2 separate regions of the Homo sapiens genome follow, and region 2 is linked to region 1. The links are chromatin loops, found by intact Hi-C in ENCODE. Cell type or tissue: pancreas. All regions are shown on one strand. Each heading gives the region's core, and the rest is flanking DNA. Links, peaks and the distances in the headings are about the cores only.

Evidence for each region. Hi-C counts contacts between places; a loop is a spot of excess contacts. Peaks named below come from ENCODE experiments on the same cell type or tissue, not always from the same donor. Only the 100,000 strongest peaks of a DNase experiment are listed, where the experiment ranks them.
Region 2: it touches region 1 in a loop (4-fold over the local background); 2 of 110 quality-filtered maps call a loop at or near these places.

Annotation. Positions count from the first base shown.
Region 1 is chrX:149,650,172-149,659,482 of GRCh38, forward strand. It overlaps the pseudogene LOC100420321. Among named protein-coding and RNA genes, the nearest start is that of TMEM185A, 23 kb to the left of the region's middle. In pancreas, for the core only: no CTCF peak of the experiment used is centred there; no DNase peak of the experiment used is centred there.
Region 2 is chrX:149,753,614-149,762,924 of GRCh38, forward strand. It overlaps the pseudogene LOC100420322 and the pseudogene LOC100420334. Among named protein-coding and RNA genes, the nearest start is that of HSFX1, 16 kb to the right of the region's middle. In pancreas, for the core only: no CTCF peak of the experiment used is centred there; a DNase peak (open chromatin) is centred at 5,278; H3K27me3 peaks cover 1,201 bases.

The DNA.
Region 1 (9,311 bases), core at 569-8,568:
GGGACCCACAGGCCTGAGGAGAGAGGGAGCCAGTGAGGGACCTCAGCTGAGAGCCGAACCTTGGAGGCTCTAACAAAAGCAGACTTATGGATCTTTTCATTTGGTGCTCCTCTGGGGCCTCCTGGGGCACCTATCCTCCTAGCTGGCCTGTTCACCGAGAACTTGGAGGAAGTGAGAGTGTTACAGTGGGTAGCTAGTCAGGTATGAATAGGGAAGGAGAGGGTTCCCCCAGCCCCTTCACTCATGTGCACATGCATGCGTGCGTGCACACACACACACTAGGAATGTTGGGTGACCATTAGGCGATGGTCAAGTGGTTGTTAACTATTTCTGTAAAGTAATAATTGTTCACAGCCCTTGCCAGGGGAAGGCAGTCTCCTAATAGAAAACACCTGAAATGGATCAGCAGCTTCCCAACAAGATCTCAGGACTGGGGAGAAAGTAACACAAGATCTCTGAAGTAGGCTGATATGGTTTGGCTGTGTCCCCACCCAAATCTCATCTTGAATTCCCACGCATTGTGGGAGGGACCCAGTGGGAGGTAACTGAATCATAGAGGCAGGTCCTTCCCATGCTGTTCTCATGATAGTAAGTCTCATGAGATCTGATGGTTATTATAAAGGGGAGTTTTCCTGCAAAAGCTTTTTTTTTTTTTTTTTTGCTTGCTGCCATCCATGTAAGATGTGACTTTCTCCTCCTTGCCTTCTGCCATGATTGTGAGGCTTCCCCAGCCACACGGAACTGTAAGTCCAGTTAAACGTCTTTCTATTGTAAATTGCCCGGTCTTGGGTATGTCTTTATCAGCAATGTGAAAACTAATACATATGCCAACATAAAACCCCAAGTCAAGAGGTCAAGCTGTGACTTTGGTTTCTCAAGTTGACTACTTGGCCCTCTTCCGAGTTATACTTTTCTTGTTTCCTTTCCTTCCTTTCCTTACTGTTCTAAAGCTTTGTGTTTTGTTTGTTTGTTTGTTTGTTTTTTGCCTCAGTCTTTCCTTCTGCCTTTGGCCCCTCAGTCGAATTCTTTCTTCTGAGGAGGTAAGAACTGAAATTGCCGCAGACCTATATGGATACACCACCAGTAACTCAGGGTAACTTGGGTACCTGCCACCACTAACAAGAGGGCTCCTCAGGGTGCAGCTTGTCAGCAGAAGCCACGGCTCCAGCAATAACAGTAGGACAGGTGGGTTGGCACTTTGGAGTCCCCTCTGCTCTGGGGCCGGTGGAGCCCTTTGTATACATTTAAAGTAAACACCTCACCTTGCCTGCTGGCAATACCTGGGCCTCCTCTGCTGTATGACTTCAGGACACTGCCTCAGACCAAGGCCCAAACCTCTCTGAGACCTGGGAGAAAGAAGTGAGGGGGCACCACACGGAAAATTCTGCACGGGATTCCCAAGGCTGACAGAAGGAGCAGGTTTCAGGGGTGCCTCCTCTGTCTGCGTTCCTCCAGGTATTCAGATTTATTCCCGACAGGGCCCAGCCCTTTCGCTCCTGCTCAACTGTGGATGAGTCTTGTGTGCCAAGGCCACCATCTTCCTGGGACCCCCAAGGAGAAAGTGGGGGACCATGTCCCTTCTCCACAGGCCTGCCTTGGGCCTCCCAGGACTGATAGCAGAGGCAGATTTCCTAGGTCCAGGATAACAGGTCTGCTGAGTCCTCTCTCAGGGCTCTAGGGGACTTCTCTCTTTGCTGGCCTGAGGCCCTACTCCTCATATTACACCCCTCTCGTCACTGGCACCCCAAAGACACAGCAAAGATGTGCCACACACAGCCAGCACTCCCAGGACCTCCCAGGGTCGAGGTCCTCTGAGTCCTCCCTCTTCTTCCTCCTCTTGATCCTGTCAGGGCTGAGCCTCACCCCTTTGTGGACCTGAATCTATATCCCTCAAATTCCCAAGGCCAATTGAGAAGGTGCCTCAGTCTCAGAAAGAAGTGGAGTAGGCCCCCTGTTCTGGGTTGCTGGGTCCCCTCAGGCCTGCCTTGTCTCCCAGCCTGGCCTGGACCCACCTTCTGCTCCCCTGAGGCCGTGCTCATGATTCCAAGCCCCTTCCCTCCATCAGCCCCCGATGTGAACATCAGGATCCACATGCCTGTCCACCATGCCCGGAACTTCCCAGGGCTGACAGCAGAGATGGAGCCTCGCTCTGTGGGATCTCAGCCCTCCTTCAGGGTCTGGACCATGATGCCTGGCAGGCAGAGCATGGGTCCTGCCCTTTCCTAATCAGCCTTTCCCTGGTCACACCAAGCTCTGTCTCCAGAATGCCCTGCGGCTTAAGTGGCAGTGGAGCCGGGAGCGGCCCAGCCTGAGAAGTCTGCCCCCAGGTGGCCCAGGGCTGGCAGCAGGGGTGGCACTGGGTTAATTGGGGTCCTCTCTCTGGGGTAGGGGCATCCTCAGTCTTCCTCAGTGTCTCACCTTGCCTCCTCACAGAGCCGGGGCCTGTTTCACTCCACCAATCTCAAGCTGCCACTCAGAGCGAGGCGCTCTTGCTATCCTCTGACCCCTGAGGCCACGTCAGTGGCGTGACATCCGGCCCCCAAGCCTGGGGCTTCCCTGGGTCGACAGCAGCAGCGGAACTGGATTCTTCCAGGCATGGGGGTAGGAATGGTTATAGGGGCCCTCAAGCTTCCCTTAGGGTCCTGACATTGATTCCTTGCAGAGCCTGGACACCCTGCCCTCTGCCAATTGGGTCTGCTCCCTTCACACCAAGTCTCTGACTCCCAGTCCCCTGAGGTGGCAGTGGTGGGAGGCGTGTGTTCAGGGCGACAACATTGCCAGGATCTTCCAGGATTGTTAGAAGGGGCTGAGCTGGATTCTCTGGTTCCTCTACAAGGGGAGGGTGGACTCTCAGTCCTCACTCAAGAGGATCCTCCTCCTGGCTCTTGGATCTTTGATGAAGCCATGGGCAGGAGATACTCTGTTTCTGCCACTTCTGAGCATTTGCCCAGCTGCATCTCTTGCAGAGAATGGCTGCGGGTCCCAGGCCAGGTACTCCCTGCAGAGCGGCAGCTTCTGTGATTGTAGTGACCTCTGGGAGAAGACACACACCTTCCCAAGGAAGCTCTTCCCCAGCCACAGGTCGAGTTTGCAAACCTGTTTTCCTAAAATATTTGTTTTTACATTAAATAGGCTGAGCAGCAGCATGAAATTTGGGGATTCCTGCCATTAGAATTATCGAGTATTTCATAGCTCAGTGCAGTGATTTTCATTTTTAAACTTTCATTCAGCATCAGAAATCATACTTAACCTCATTATGCCTGTTTCATTCTAATGCTCAACACTCTATTTGTAATCCATTCTTTATGTTCAGTTAAGCCAATTCACCTATTAATGTGGTTTTAGGTGGTTATTAGCACAGACTGGAGCTACTACTGTTTCAATGAAACCAGACTACTGGCACCTGTGGTCTCAGGTGCCACCTGACATTTTCACACTGGAATAGGGGCAAAAATTTAAACATTTCCTTCTACACATCCTGTCATCTTCCTTCTATGCCAGCTATGGACTCTCCCTAACTTCCTTGACACTCTGGCCATTTCGATTACAGGTACCAGTTAAACACAGTCTTCATTCTCCCCCAGGGCTTTGCTTTGTTGTTTAGATTTTGTTGTTGATACTATTTGTTTTTTTATTTTATTTTATTCTTTCTTCTATAGTTTTCCAGGATTGATTTTGGTAGTTGAGGGCAGAAGTCCAAGCCTGACATTCATCTTGGCAGCTAAATTTTAAGCATTATATCTGTAAATCTTGAATAAGAAAAATTGATATCTTTTCAATAGTCTGTTCCCTATTAAGGGATATAGAATACGGCTCTGTTTATCTGGGAACTTTTTGACCTAACTCTATCAGTACTTGCATAGTTGTTTCCATAAAGATCTTGTATGCTTTGTCTGTCTCCATTGGATAATTTCTAGATTTTGTTGCCATTGTGAATGGGGTATTTTCTATTACTTGTTCTGAATAGTTATTTATTTGGGTTGCAAGGATTTTGATTTTACTGTAGTAATCTTCTGTATACTATTTTTCTGAAGTCTGTTATTTGACTATTCCATCTGCACAATTCTTTGAATTTTCTAGATAATCATATTGTCGTACCAAATATTAAATCTGTTCAATATTTATACTGATTTTTTTTTATATCCACCTCTCTGGCCTTATGTTACAGTGTAATTTCCAAAGATAGAGGTTATAGCATAGTCCTATGACAATAATTCTTCTGACATTTCATATTTGGGTATGCTGGCCAGTGATCGTAGGAAAAGCTAATTTCCTTCTAACCTCATTTGGCTAAAACTTTTGACCATGACCTCTTGTAGAATTTCCTCCAGAATCTTTTCTGTACCTATTATACCTATTAAAGTGATCACTTTTTAAAATCTTAATTCGATAACGTAGGAAATCACAACTGAAAATTGTTTTATATTAAATCATGTTTTTGTTCCTTGGACACAATCCGTTAATTCACTTCTATGTTGAATATGCTACTAATTTAATTAATATATTTGCCTCTGTGTGAGTGAAGTTTGGCTCAAGTGTTTTCACGGTGCTGTCCTCCTCTGGTACCTGAATGAAGAATGGTTAGCTTGGGAAAATAATTTGAATAATTGCCCAACTTTTCGTATGCCTTGGAAGAGTTTACTTAAGGTGGCTTTGAGCTTTACCTGATAACAATGTAGAATTGGCCTCCGAAGCTGCCTTGTCCACATTTGAGGATGGCTTGAGCTTAGATTAGTTTCACTTTTTATTGTTTGGTTAAAGATTTGAATTTCTTTTTGTATCAATTTGTTCATGTACTTATTTTCCTAAAATATTATCCATTTCACTTAGGATTTCAAATTAAATATCATATTTATTTCAAAAATATTTTCATTACAAGCATTTTCAAATACACCTAATAATAGGGTAAATACTATAATTAATCTAATATACCAGACTTTCAGTATCAATAATCTTCAACTCATGGCCAATCTGGTTCTAGTTATACCCCTACCTACTCCGCATAGCAGAAACTGAAATAATGTGGAGCAAATCCAAGACACCATGTGATCTCATCTCCAAATACATCAGAGTGCATTTCTAAAGATAACTACTCTCTTATAAAACATAAAGCCAACATTATTATCTTTCCTAAACATGTAAGCAAGTCATTAATATAATGAAATGTTCACTTATTTGTCACATGTATCTGGTGGACATATGCTCCTGTTAAAATGCAGTTTCTTTGAATCGGTTTGCAAATATGATCTATACATTGTGTTTATGTTCTTAATAGCCACCTTAAGTAATTTATAGATTCCCCCACATTACCTTTTTTTGAAACTCATTTGTTGAAAATGAAGACATGCCTTGTGTTCTGTCCAGTTTCCCATACTCTGGATTTTGCTGAGCGCAATACTTCTCTTCCTGCATTACCTATCTGTTTTTCCATGTTGCCTACTTTTTCCATTAAAGCCTCTTAAATTTTTAAAAATAGTCATTTTAAATTATCTGCCTCCTAATTCCAATATCTGAGTCATATTAGAGTCCAGTTCTGTTGATTGTCTTGTCTCTTCAGACTATGTATTTTCTTACTCTTTTGCGTGTGTCCCTTGCAATCCTTTTGTTGAGAGTGAACGTGTTGTATGAGGTCATAGGAACAGAGGCAATTAGATCTCTACAGTGAGGATGTATGTCAATTTGGCTGGGAGTTGGGCTTTATTTCTTATACCTATAGATGCCAGAGGCTTCAGATTCCTCTAGTGTCCTTGTTTTTGTCTTCCGTTTTATTAATTGTGGCAAATGTGTAATGCTAATATAAGAGGATGGTAATAGGGAAAACTGGGTGTGGGGTATATGAGAATTCTCTGTACTATCTCTGCAATAATTCTGTAAGCCTAAACATTTTCTAAAATAAAAAGTCATTAATAAAGAATGACTTGTTGGACCCCATTGGAAGGAACAAGAATAACCACCCCTCACATTGAGAATTGGCTCTGCAAGAGAGAGAATAAAACATTTATCCTGCATTTCCTGTACTAACTGTATTTCAGGATGACACAATAGCTACAGTTGATGAGGAAAGTTTCTTCCTTACTGGAGAATTCCAGCTGAGGAAAATGCAACATATGAGAGAAAAGGAAAACAAGTATTTGCAATATCCAGCAATGCAACTGATGCAATCCATGCTAATCAATGGATGAAACATTGTTGAAGGGTTGATGACGCACTCTGCAATGGAGGAACAAGGCTGTCTCCACCTCTCCACCTGAGCCCACTGATCAGAGCCAATATGATCAAGGGTTGAACAGCCAGAAGTTGTATGCCTCCTGCTGGAGTACAGTAGGAAGCACAAAGAGCCTCCTATGTGTACCTTCCCCCCCAACAAAAAGCCAAACCTGCTTCTGGCCTCCACCTGAGGTGAACTTTGAAAGATAGGAAATCCAGTCCTGGATTAAGACATCTGGCCCCTCATTGAAGACACAGAGTCTACTCTGGAATGAGCACTAGGTGTCACCAGACAGCCTTCTGCTTTGTTCTGCACCCAGTCTTTACACGTGCACCATTGTCCTGCCCGCCGCAGCAGTGCCACAGCAGCAGGCCAACAGCCTTGCCTGTTCAATGCCAATGGTGCCTTCCATCCCCTTTATCCCGAGAGAAAGGTTTCTGGACACCTAGACCTGTATTCTGTACCCAGTCCTCAGGTCAAGTCAGTAACCTGGAATAGAAACCTGGATCCAAGAAGCCAGTTCATGGTACAGTGCAGCTGACCTGGCTCTGAGGCAGTCCATGGCTCAGAGGATCAGGGAATACCCTTTACCTGGCTCACCAGACCAGTGTCTCTAGACCCTGCCCTCTACACTCTGTTCCAAGGCCCCGAGCGACTGCATGTCTTTGTTCTCTTCTAGACGATTGCTCTTATAATACTGTTAGCATTCCTTCCCAGACATCCTCGGTTCTCTCTCGAGATATCTCTTCTGTGAGGCCTTCTATGAATACCATTGTAAAAATTGCAATCCCTCCTTCCACCCAATTTCCAGCACTCCTTATTTAGCTCTCTCGATTCAATTTGTTTCCATAGCGTTTGTCACCATAAAACCTACTTCACCTGTAACTTTGTTCCGCAGTTCATTGTGTGCCTGCCCCTCCCCTCCCGCTAGAACATAAGCTCCACAGAAGCAGGGAATTTGTTCAATGCTGTATCCTCAGAGCTTAGAGCAGTGCCTGGCAAACAGTACATGCTCAGTACTCAGCTGTGGGACGCATGAAGAACTACAGCTCCATGGTCCTAGTATTCGCAGCCTCTGCATTGGAGCCTCGTGGCATTTTCAGTCCTCCCAATTACCCAGCAATCAAAGTTTAAATGCATCCCAGCACCCTCTTATTGTTGAGTCATGGAACAGGTAAGCAACTGAGCTCTAGGGACTCCAGAGACCTGCTGCCCCAGCGCCTGGTCTGTGCTCCTGGCATCCTGGGGAAGTCAGCAAGGCAGGGCTACAAACATCAGTGGCTATCTGAGCACTCTCTCTTGCCAGTAGGCAGCTGTGGCCCTTGTCCCAATTCCCTGCTCCTCTCTCTGGTCGTTTGGGTCTGCAAGCAGCCAATGTCAAGGTCTCACATGTCTCTGGGTTTCAGCTGGGCCTTAAAGGGATTTATGTAACATTCAGTTCAAGTAACACTTTCCCATTGATTCCTGGACAAGCTCTAGACAGAAGTCCCATGTTCGCCAATGACTTTGATGCTACTTCCCTGGAGAAAGTAGGAAGGGTGGCCAACGTGGTTTGCAAGGTTGCATTCATCTGGAGAATGCTCCATCATGATTTCTCCCCAATGCCAGTAGACAGGTGCCATCCCTGCCTTTGTACACACCGTTCCTTGCTGCGTGAAGTTATTTGAGGAATCATTACACACTCTCCAAGAGGTAACATAACATGATTTCATTCGCTCATTCATTCAATATTTATCCAGCTCCTCATATGCTCCAGGCACTGACCTAAGTGCTGGAGATACTGTATTCACTATAAAAAGGGCTTCCCACCTCCGTGGTGTTCTTCCTAATAATGCATAATCATGCATGCCCTTCTAATCGTGAGAAGACATTAGACCCACTGAAACTGAGGGATGTTCTACAAAAATCAGACTAGTATTCCTAGAGTCCTCCAAGACAGATTTGATGCCAAGATGGGGAAGAAGGAAGAGTATGTTGGAGGCCTAGGTCCTTGCAGACATGTTCTGGAGATACACACTGGGGTTTGGGAGCACAGCAGGAGGGACTGTGGAGTGGGCAGAACCCTCCAGGGAGAGGTCAGGGGAGCAGTGCAGGAGTTTGAGGCTGCACAAGAATGACATGACCTCCATGGGAAGAGCACACTACTCACCCTCCTTCTGAGATGAAGCATTCTCTTCCCCCTCCTTTAGCCATGTGACAGGATCTGGTCAGGTGAGGAGAGGAGTGACACAGATGGGGAACTGGCACCAGGTCCTCAGGGGATGGCAGGCAAGAAGCTGGGGCTCATGAAGCTATGTGAGGCAGATTCCATAGAAGGAGACTCGGGAGCTTTGGGTTTCATTCTCACATCCTGAGAACACATCCAGAGACTTAAGTCATACACATTTGCTCCCTTCTATGCGAGATGCCAGATTCTGTACTTTGAAGGCCCTGGGCAGGGATGGAGGTCTTCACAGGAAGCAACACCCCGTAGGAAGCTGACTGCAGGAATTCCTGCATTGCCATCTGCACCCTTTGGGCCCTGAAGCATGACCCATCAGTATTTTAAGAGCCACGATGTGTCCTTGAATTGGAGGCTGGCAGCCAGCAGTCAAATGCCCTTGTTGGGATTGCAAGTTTCCTTCTCCTGGGGCCCATAGTTGTGTTCTCATGTCCCCTGCTGCTGTGTCCACACTGCCCCAATCGGGCCTCAGTCTGCCCAGCTTGGGGCTTTGCGCTTCCTCTCTCCCCACTAACTACTGCTCAAGACCTGGAGCTGATGCTCATATGCGATTATCATTGTGATAAATTCCCTGGTAAGGATCTCCTTCCAAGGTCTTGTGGTGACAGAACTGGCAGGAGATGATGAAGCCTTTTGGGGAGGCTCCTAGTGAATAATAAGCATTCTGACATGATGAGTGACAAATCACGATGATTAGGAGATATTATTCAAATAATTCCCCAGGTAATGTCTGGCTTTTGATTAACCGATCACCTTAAATGGGTGACTATGAGGTTTTGCTTTCTCAGGCTGATGATCCAGAGAGGTGGGGCTGGGGTGTCCTAGCAGAGGCAGCTAGGGCCTCGGTATCCCCAGACAGGCAGCTAAAGAAGACTAAAGGCT
Region 2 (9,311 bases), core at 701-8,700, 100 kb after region 1:
TTTGATTCGCCGCATATGGCCAAAGGTATTATGTATAGAGTCACTAAACTTCTTGCCTCTCACAAGTGCTGAATCACGAATGTCGAATGCATTTATTTTAAATAACTCTCTAAACAGTTCATGTCAAAGGCTAAAAGTGTTTTCCATACTATTAGAAGTAGAGTCCTTAGCATTTTTGGGGTCTAATCATATTAGGCAACCAACTCCAGAAATGCCCAAACCAACAAAAGAACTCAATCTTTAATATTCTCTTTCTCTAGAACCACTCCTGGTACCAAAAATCTGTATTAGTCAGGGTTCTCTAGAGGGACAGAAGTAATATAGGATATATATCATATATTTTATATATATATACATATATAAATTATATATTTAACTAGTACCTTTAATCGAAGTGGCCAGAGTGGCAGGGAAGTTATGGGGGGTCCAGAGCTGGCAAAGAAGGAAGATGACAGGATGTGTAGGAGGAAATGTTTAAACTTTTGCTCCTATTCCATTGTGAAAATGTCAGGCGGCACCTGAGACCACAAGTGCCAGTAGTCTGGTTTGATTGAAGCAGTAATAGCTCCAGTCTGTGCTAATAACCACCTAAAACCACATTAATAGGTGAATTGGCTTAATTGAACATAAAGAATGGATTACAAATAGAGTGTTGAGCATTAGAATGAAACAGGCATAATGAGGTTAAGTATGATTTCTGATGCTGAATGAAAGTTTAAAAATGAAAATCACTGCACTGAGCTATGAAATGTTAGATAATTCCAATGGCAGAACTCCTTAGATTTCTAGCTGCTGGTCAGCCTATATTATATTATATCTATATATAGATATAATAGATATATATATATACCTATTACTTCTGTAATAGGTATATATATATATATATTCCCCCTTCCCAGGACTTCTTGATTTTGCTTGCTCTGGGTTGTAGGGGTTTGTTGTTTGTTTAGTGACTTTTCTGGACTATATTTTAAAGTCTACATTCTTTGTCATGTACAGACACTGCCATCTCTTAATTTATTAGCTTAGCGGCCACCTAGTGATTTGATAGAGATTTTCTTAAATGTATGGAATTAAAAAAAAAATCCCAGTATTTGTAGATGCTATGCGTGTGTCTGTGTTGGAGCACATAATACCTCAAAAGATGAGCTAGTCTATCTTCACTTTGGCCAATTTAAGAGTTTTTCATGATGATAGCAATACCTTGAATATCCACATAGTATCATTGTGGAAAATAGTCATACTTTATATAATAGTACATTTTCACAATGGGCAATTTTATCCTGGTTAGCCCCAAGGGCAGCTTGAGAGAATCACAATTGTGATAGTCATACTTAGCCATGATGCATCACCTTTCTTCTGAGAATGAAAAAAAAAAAAGTCATAAATGGTAAATAAGCTTCCCAACACCTACTGGGGAATGGATATTATTATACAAGCTAATTTTAAAGATGAGTAACCGAAATCAAGTTTTCATCTGCTGAAGCATTAGGACCCTGCCTCAGATGTTTGGGTCCAGCTTCCTTTCCCATCCTCTGGGTAAAGTCCAATGTGTAGCCCAGAGGTGGTTCTCAATGAACACTCAAATACAGACGAGGAACTAAGGCACAGAGAAGCTTGTGTAACAGGTCCTGAGCCACCAAGCAAGTAAGGGTGGAGGAGCACAGATGCAACTCAGGGTCTAGCTGAACCTGCAGCCCATACTGTTAGAAAGAGGTGCTTGCCAGTGTTCCTATCGGACAGCAACATCTTTATTACCAGTGATCATGCCCAAAGCAGGCATGAAGGGGGAGATGGCTTGTCAGTTCAGACACTTGAATAACAGGCACCATTGCCTTTTCAAGAGCTTCATAGATGGAAAGCACTCAAGCTCCTCAGAGTCTAGAGCCTTGAGAGCAGACGCTATTTTAGTGAGATCCAGGGAGTCCTGGAGCTGAACCACTGCTCTGCAGGCCCACAAATTCAGTTTTAGCAGTCCTCCCAGAGTTGTCCAGGCCCCAGAGGCTATCTAGCAAAAGCAACATGACACTGACACACAAACCAGTTGTCAACCTCAAGGTTTCTTACTATTAAGTAAAAATTTCCAGACAGACAAGGAGAGGAGGCTGTAATGATCTCTGCGATAGCAGATTTGAGTTAGAGATATTAGGAAGAACTCACTGTTGACTTAATATTCATGCAGATCATTGCATCTAGAAATATTTATAGATATATTAACAGGTTACTATACACACATATAATTTCTTGCTCTGTCAGCAGATGCCACCAACACCCCAGTAGGAATGAGCATACCTAATATACAGATCTAGATTTCTAATACCATTCTCCAATTTTAAAAAATGGGCTCAGTGGAGAAATTGCTGATGGTTGAAGCAGATCAGGAAATATGCAGTCTATTCCTGGAACATCTTATTGTGCTTGACAGTAAAGAAATACTAAAAAAAAAAAAAAATTTAAACACATTGACAAATGTATAAGAAAGACATGTACAAAGAGAACTAAGAGAAAGTGCTCCCAGTGGCCAAACCTGGAGTAATTTTAACAACAGAACATATAAAGTTGTATTGGATTTTCCACAAAGTGTAAAATTAGTATCCGTAAGTCCACATCGAGATAAATAAATGATTACTTAAATGCAAAAATGAGGGTGAACAGACAAATTTCTCATGGGAAAGAGTTCCAAACAATTTATGCAGATACTCTCACTCTCACAAGAAAGCAGAATGTGATTCCCCACTGCTCATAGTGTGGGCTACACAGAGTAACTTTCTTCCAAAGAGAACACTATGAAATAGGGGAATAAAAGAGAAACTTTACAGTAACCATACTTCGCGAGCACTACTTCAGCCAGGTGTTCAAGGTAAACATCATTAGTAATAAGTCATGCTGATAATATGTAGCCTTGATGTGAAGTGATGAGAATGGCATTTCTCCTTTATTGTCTTCTTCCCCAGAACCCATAACCCCAGCCTAATCATGAGAAAAGTACCAGACAAACCACAACTGAAGGTCATTCTACAAAATACCTGACCAATACTCCTCAAAACTGTCAAGATCATCCAAAACAAGAGAAGTATCACACCCAAGAGGAATCTAAAGGGACCTTACCACTAAATATAATGTGGCATCCTGGATGGAATCATGGAGGACCAAAAGGACAGTAGGTAAAAATGAAATAAATCTCAATAAAGAGTGACCTTTAGTTAGTAACACGTAACGCAACAATTGTAGCAAATGTACCATACTCATGTAGGATGTTAACAATAGGGGAACCTGAAACTGAAGGAGGAGGCATATAGAAACTTTGTACTATCTTTGAAAATTATTTTCAAGCATAGAATACCTCAAAATAAATAAAGTCTATGAAATTTTAAAAATGGAGGTAACAAAAGGAAACTTTGCAGACTGATGAATTTAATTTTTATAAAAGAAACCATACACAAGCACAGAGAACTAGGAAATGTGACGCCAACCATTTCTGAGTTGTCCTCAGACCTTTCCTCCCCTGAAGCCTCTAAGCTGGACTCGCCCACAAGACCCGCCTCTTCCCCCTGTGCGATACCTCGGAAATCCATCCCTCATCTCCAGCCTTTCAACCACTGCCCTAATTTGGCCTCACAATTCCTCTCACTTGGACTGTGACCAGAGCCCCCTAATAAGGCTAGATGCTCTGGGACCCCATACTTGCTCAAGAAGGGCTATAGAACACTTACCAGGGGTAATTGCCACAGAGAAAGGCTGGCAAGAGCCAGGCAGGAGATCAGCCCCTTGTCAAGGAGGCTGGAGTTCAGAGTAGGGGGTTTAGCCATGGCTGGTGGAACAGGGAGGTTTCTCAGGGAAGTGAGACCATGGCTGAGAGGTCTCTCACCAGCCCCTCAGGGGGCAGGTTTGGGGCACCTGGAAACCCTCAAGACCTATCCACGGATGGGCACAGGTATGCTCCCATCTGCTCTGCCCTGTGATGTTCAGAATTGTCCCAGTCCTGTGTGATGTGTGTCCATACAGGAGGCTGCTGTGGAGGATGCTGGACCCTGAAATGCCTGTAGGAGAGGATGTGGGGTGCATGGAACGTCCTAGCTGCTGCAGCCCTGCAGTCCTTAGGAAACACAGGGTGAGCATTCTCCATATCCCTTTGCTCTGTCCAATAAGGGACATGTGGTGTTGCTGTTTCCACCAATGTCCCCTGTGGGGTCCAAGGGCCCACCCTGAGACCAGCAAGATGCAAGTTCTTGAGTACATAGCCAACGCCAATGGGAGGGATCCCACTTCTTACCCATCCCTCTGCGGACCTGAGTCTCCATCCCTCAGATTCCCAACGCCGAATGAGGAGGCACCTCAGTCTAAGATGGGGGCGGGGTGGGCCCCCTGTCCTGGGGTGCTGGGTCCCCTCAGGCCTCTCTCATCTCCCAGGAACTCATAGCATGCAGGATCACTGCCAGGCACTTGCCGGTACACCAGGTACTTTTCCTGCACCCAATCTTGGGTGAGGAGCTTCTTGGGCTCCCCAAAGAGGAAGTGCTCCCTTCCAGCATACACCCCCATAATGCTGAGGACTTCCCACATAACCTCCATGGGACGCAGTTCCCCTCCATGAAGATCACACCCAGGACTATTATCAGGAGGCCAGACTTGGGCATGCTCTGCTCATCACCCAGTATGCCATCATAAGAGAGGCCGAGGGAAACAGAGGAAGCTGGGATTTGTGAGATCCCTTTTTCTTGGCATGTGAGAGGGTACCTTCTTACCTTCAGTCTTCACCAATATTCCTCTCCTTGACTACTGGTGAGAGGTGACAGCATGCTGGCAGCCCTCACAGCCCTTGCTCACTCTCGGCGCCTCCTCTGCCTGGGCTCCCACTTTGGCAGCACTTGAGGAGCCCTTCAGCCCACTATTGCACTGTGGGAGCCCCTTCCTGGGCTGGCGGAGGCTCCCTCAGCTTGCGGGGAGGTGTGGAGGGAGAGGCGCAGGCGGGAACCGGGGCTGCGCTCGGTGCTTGCGGGCCAGCACGACTTCCGGGTGGGTGTGGGCTGGGCAGGCCCGCACTCAGAGCGGCCGGCTGGCCCCCCCTGCCCGGGGCAGTGAGGGGCTTAGCACCTGGGCCAGCAGCTGCTGTGCTCAATTTCTTGCCTGGCCTTAGCTGCCTTCCCGCGGGGCAGGGCTCGGGACCAGCAGCCCACCATGCCTGAGCCTCCCCCTCGCTCCGTGGGCTCCTGTGCTGCCCGAGCCTCCTGGACGAGCGCCACTCCCTGCTCCACGGCACCCAGTCCCATCGACCACCCAAGGGCTGAGGAATGCCGGCGCACGGCGCGGGACTGGCAGGCAGCTCCACCTGTGGCCCTGGTGCCCGATCCACTGGGTGAAGCCAGCTGGGCTCCTGAGTCTGGTGGGGACTTGGAGAACCTTTATGTCTAGCTAAGGGATTGTAAATACACCAATCGGCACTCTGTATCTAGCTCAAGGTTTGTAAACACACCAATCAGCACCCTGTGTCTAGCTCAGGGTTTGTGAATGCACCAATGGACACTCTGTATCTAGCTGCTCTGGTGGGGACTTGGAGAACTTTTATGTCTAGCTCAGGGATTGTAAATATACCAATTGGCACTCTGTATCTAGCTCAAGGTTTGTAAACACACCAATCAGCACCCTGTGTCTAGCTCAGGTTTTGTGAATGCACCAGTTGACACTCTGTATCTAGCTACTCTGGTGGGGACTTGGAGAACCTTTGTGTCCACACTCTGTATCTAGCTAATCTAGTGGGGAGGTGGAGAACCTTTGTGTCTAGCTCAGGGATTGCAAAGGCACCAATCAGCACCCTGTCAAAACAGACCACTGGGCTCTCTGTAAAATGGACCAATTAGCAGGATGTGGGTGGGGCCAGATAAGAGAATAAAAGCAGGCTGCTCCAGCCAGCAGTGGCAACCCACTCAGGTCCCCTTTCGCACTGTGGAAGCTTTGTTCTTTTGCTCTTTGTAATAAATCTTGCTGCTGCTCATCCTTTGGGTCCACACTGCCTTTATGAGCTGTAACACTCACCGCGAACTCACCGCGAAGGTCTGCAGCTTCACTCCTAAAGCCAGCGAGACCACAAACCCACCAGGAGGAACGAACAACTCCAGACGCGCCACCTTAAGAGCTGTAACACTCACCGCGAAGGTCCGCAGCTTCACTCCTGAGCCGGCGAGACCACGAACCCCACCAGAAGGAAGAAACTCCGAACATCAGAAGGAACAAACTCTGGACACGCCGCCCTTAAGAACTGTAACACTCACCGTGAGGGTCCACGGCTTCATTCTTGAAGTGAGTGAGACCAAGAACCCACCAATTCCGGACCCACTGGCAGATCCTGGACTCCACCCTGTGCTGAGCAGGTGTCTATCCCTCTGCTGACCTGACAACCTGCCTCAGACCAAGGGCCCTACCTCTCTGAGATGTGGGAGGCACAAAGTGAAGGGGCACTACACGGACAGCCCTGCATGGCATGCCAAAGGCTGACAGATGGAGCAGATTTCAGGGTGCCTGCTCTCTCTGGGTGTCCTCCAGGTATTCAGATTTACTCATGACAATGCCTGCCCCTTTCCCTTCATCCCCTGGAGGCCCCAGGTAGGGGAGGTATGTGCCATGCTCACATTTCTGCCAGGTGGTTGGGGGTGGGAGGTTTCATGGAGGTGAGCATCTGGTTCCAAGGGGGTGATGATAGGTAGGTCAGCAGTGGAGCCACAATTGGTCAGCAGAGGAAGGAGTCCCAGGATCTTTAGGACTCAAGATGTGAACCCCTCGTGAGGACTGGAGATACCCCCATCCCATAATGAAGGGATCCCACAGAGTCTCTCTGTCCCCTGTCCTTGTCTCTTTGGAGACCTGATCATGGGTGGCTCTAAGTGGCAAGGTCACTTGTACCACAGGCAGGAAGTTGGGGAATCTTCAGGGAGATTCCCTGAAGATTGGTGTAAAGGGAAGTCTTGGTGTAAAGGGATATGTTTGCTCATCTCAGGGGTTGGGAGTAGAGGAAGGACAGGCCCTGGCAGAAGTAAAGATGAAAAACCCACAGGAGGACTTTGGAATCCCCAGAACAGAAGGGTCCAGCCTCTGCTGTCAGCCCTGGACAACCACATGATGGGGTGATGGGACGTGGGGCCCCTTACTTCTGTTTTGGAATCTTGGGCAGGTGAGCACTATGTTCTCAGAGGACGACTTCCAGTCAACAGAAAGAGCCCCGTATGGTCCACAACTACAGTGGTCCCAGGATCTGCCAAGAGTCCAGGTGAGAAACCTGAGGGAGGATTGAGGGTTCCTCCTGGCCAGAACACAGATGGCTGCTTAGAAATCTGCTCTGCCCCTGCTGTCTCCCCAGAGAGCATGTGCAGGACTATCTGCTGAGATCCCTCTCTTATACTGGGATCATTGGTCTCAGGGAGGGGGAGGCATTGGTCTGAGAGGGCTGCACTTAGGTCAGCAGTGGGAGGGTCCCAGGCCATGACCAGAATCAAGGTGAGGGCTGACGGGACAGCACTTACCAAAAACATGGGACTCAGCCCTTCCCTGCCCCTTCTGTCAGCCATGCGAAGTCCCCGGGAACCATGGGTGTTTCCACTTCCCTGATCTCCTCTTCTGATGTCTCCTGGAGATAGAGCTTTGGTTTAAGGAGATGGCCTTAGGTCAAAAGAGGGAGGGTCCCAGGCCCAGATACACACCAAAGATGGGGACCAAACAGGCTCCTTACCCCAGCACACATGGACCCAGCTGACTATCACCACCTCCTGCTGTCCTTTTTGGGTATCCCTGAATTGTGGATGGGTTTTGCAGGCCAAGACCACCATCTCCCAGAGAAATCCAACTAGGAAGTGGGGAGCTGCCTCTCTTTCCTAGAGTCCTGCCTGGGGCCTCCCAGGACTGATGGCAGGGGCAGGATTTCTACCTCAGGGATAACTTGTTGTCTGAGTCCTCCCTCAGTGCTCTGGGACTTCTCCTGGGGTTGACCTGAGGCTCCACTCCTCAGACCACAACCCACTCCTCTCTGACACCCCAAAGGCAGAGCGAGGATGCACCACATTTGGGCACTGTGCCTTGGAACTCCAAGGGCCAAGGTCCCCACTGAACTGGAGTCCAAGGCCTCCTGAGTCCTCCCTCTTCCTCCCATTGATCCTGGCAGGGCTGAACCAGAGATCCCCTCTGCGGACCTGAGTCTCCATCCCTCAGATTCCCAACGCCGAATGAGGAGGCACCTCAGTCTAAGATGGGGGCGGGGTGGGCCCCCTGTCCTGGGGTGCTGGGTCCCCTCAGGCCTCCCTCATCTCCCAGCAGGGACTGGGCCTTATCTGTGCTCCCCCTAGGCCATTCTCATGATACCAAGCCTCTTCCCTCGGTCAGCCCGGGATGCGGAAATCAGGATCCACTTGCCTGGCAGCAATGCCAGGAACTTCCCAGGGCTGACAGCAGAGAGGGAGCCTCGCTCTGTGGGGCCTCAGCCCTCCCTCGGGGTCCTGACCTTGATGCCTGGCAGAACCTGGGTCCTGCCCCCCCCAACCAGCCCTGCCCTGGTCACACCAAGCTCTGACCCCACAGTCCCTTGAGGCTTAAGCGGCAGGGGGCAGAAGCCGAGGGGGGTGTCGGAGGGGACGGCCCAGCCTGAGAAGTCCATCCCCATGGGGTGATCCAGGGCTGGCAGCAGAGGCGGTGCTGGATTATCTGGGGTCCTCTATCTGGGGAGGGAGCGTCCTCAGTCCTCCCTCAGCATCTCATCTTGCCTCCTCACAGAGCCTGGGCCCGCTGCCCTCAGCGGATCACAAGCCGCCCTTCAGAACCGGGCTGTCACTTCTCTCTGACCCCCTAATGTGCAAGTCCGCGGTACCAAGCCCGGAGGTCCTTTGCGTTGACTGCAGGGACAAGGATGGACTCTGGGGCCCCTCTATCAGGATGGGGTGGAACCTCTCCATAATTTCTCAGAGTCCTGATGTTGATGTCTGGAAAGGCCAGGGCCCCACCCTTTACGGAACTGCCTCTGCCCGGGTCACACCATAGACTCGCAGAGTCTCCTTGGGCATTGAGGAGGGGGATTGTCTCAGCCTGATAATTTGGTCCCCTGTTGTTTCAGGGCTGGCTCCAGGGTTGGCGCTGGATTATTTGGGGCCCTCTATCTGGGTAGGAGGACTCCTCAGTCCTCCCTCAGCTCTCACCTTGCCTCCTCATGGAGCCTGGGCCCGCTGCCTTCTGCCACTCTCAAGACACCCCTCAGAGAGATGCTCTCTCTTCTCTCAGATCCCAGAGGCAGAAGCCAGTGGAGGTCACATCTGGCCCCCATGCCTGGAGCTTCC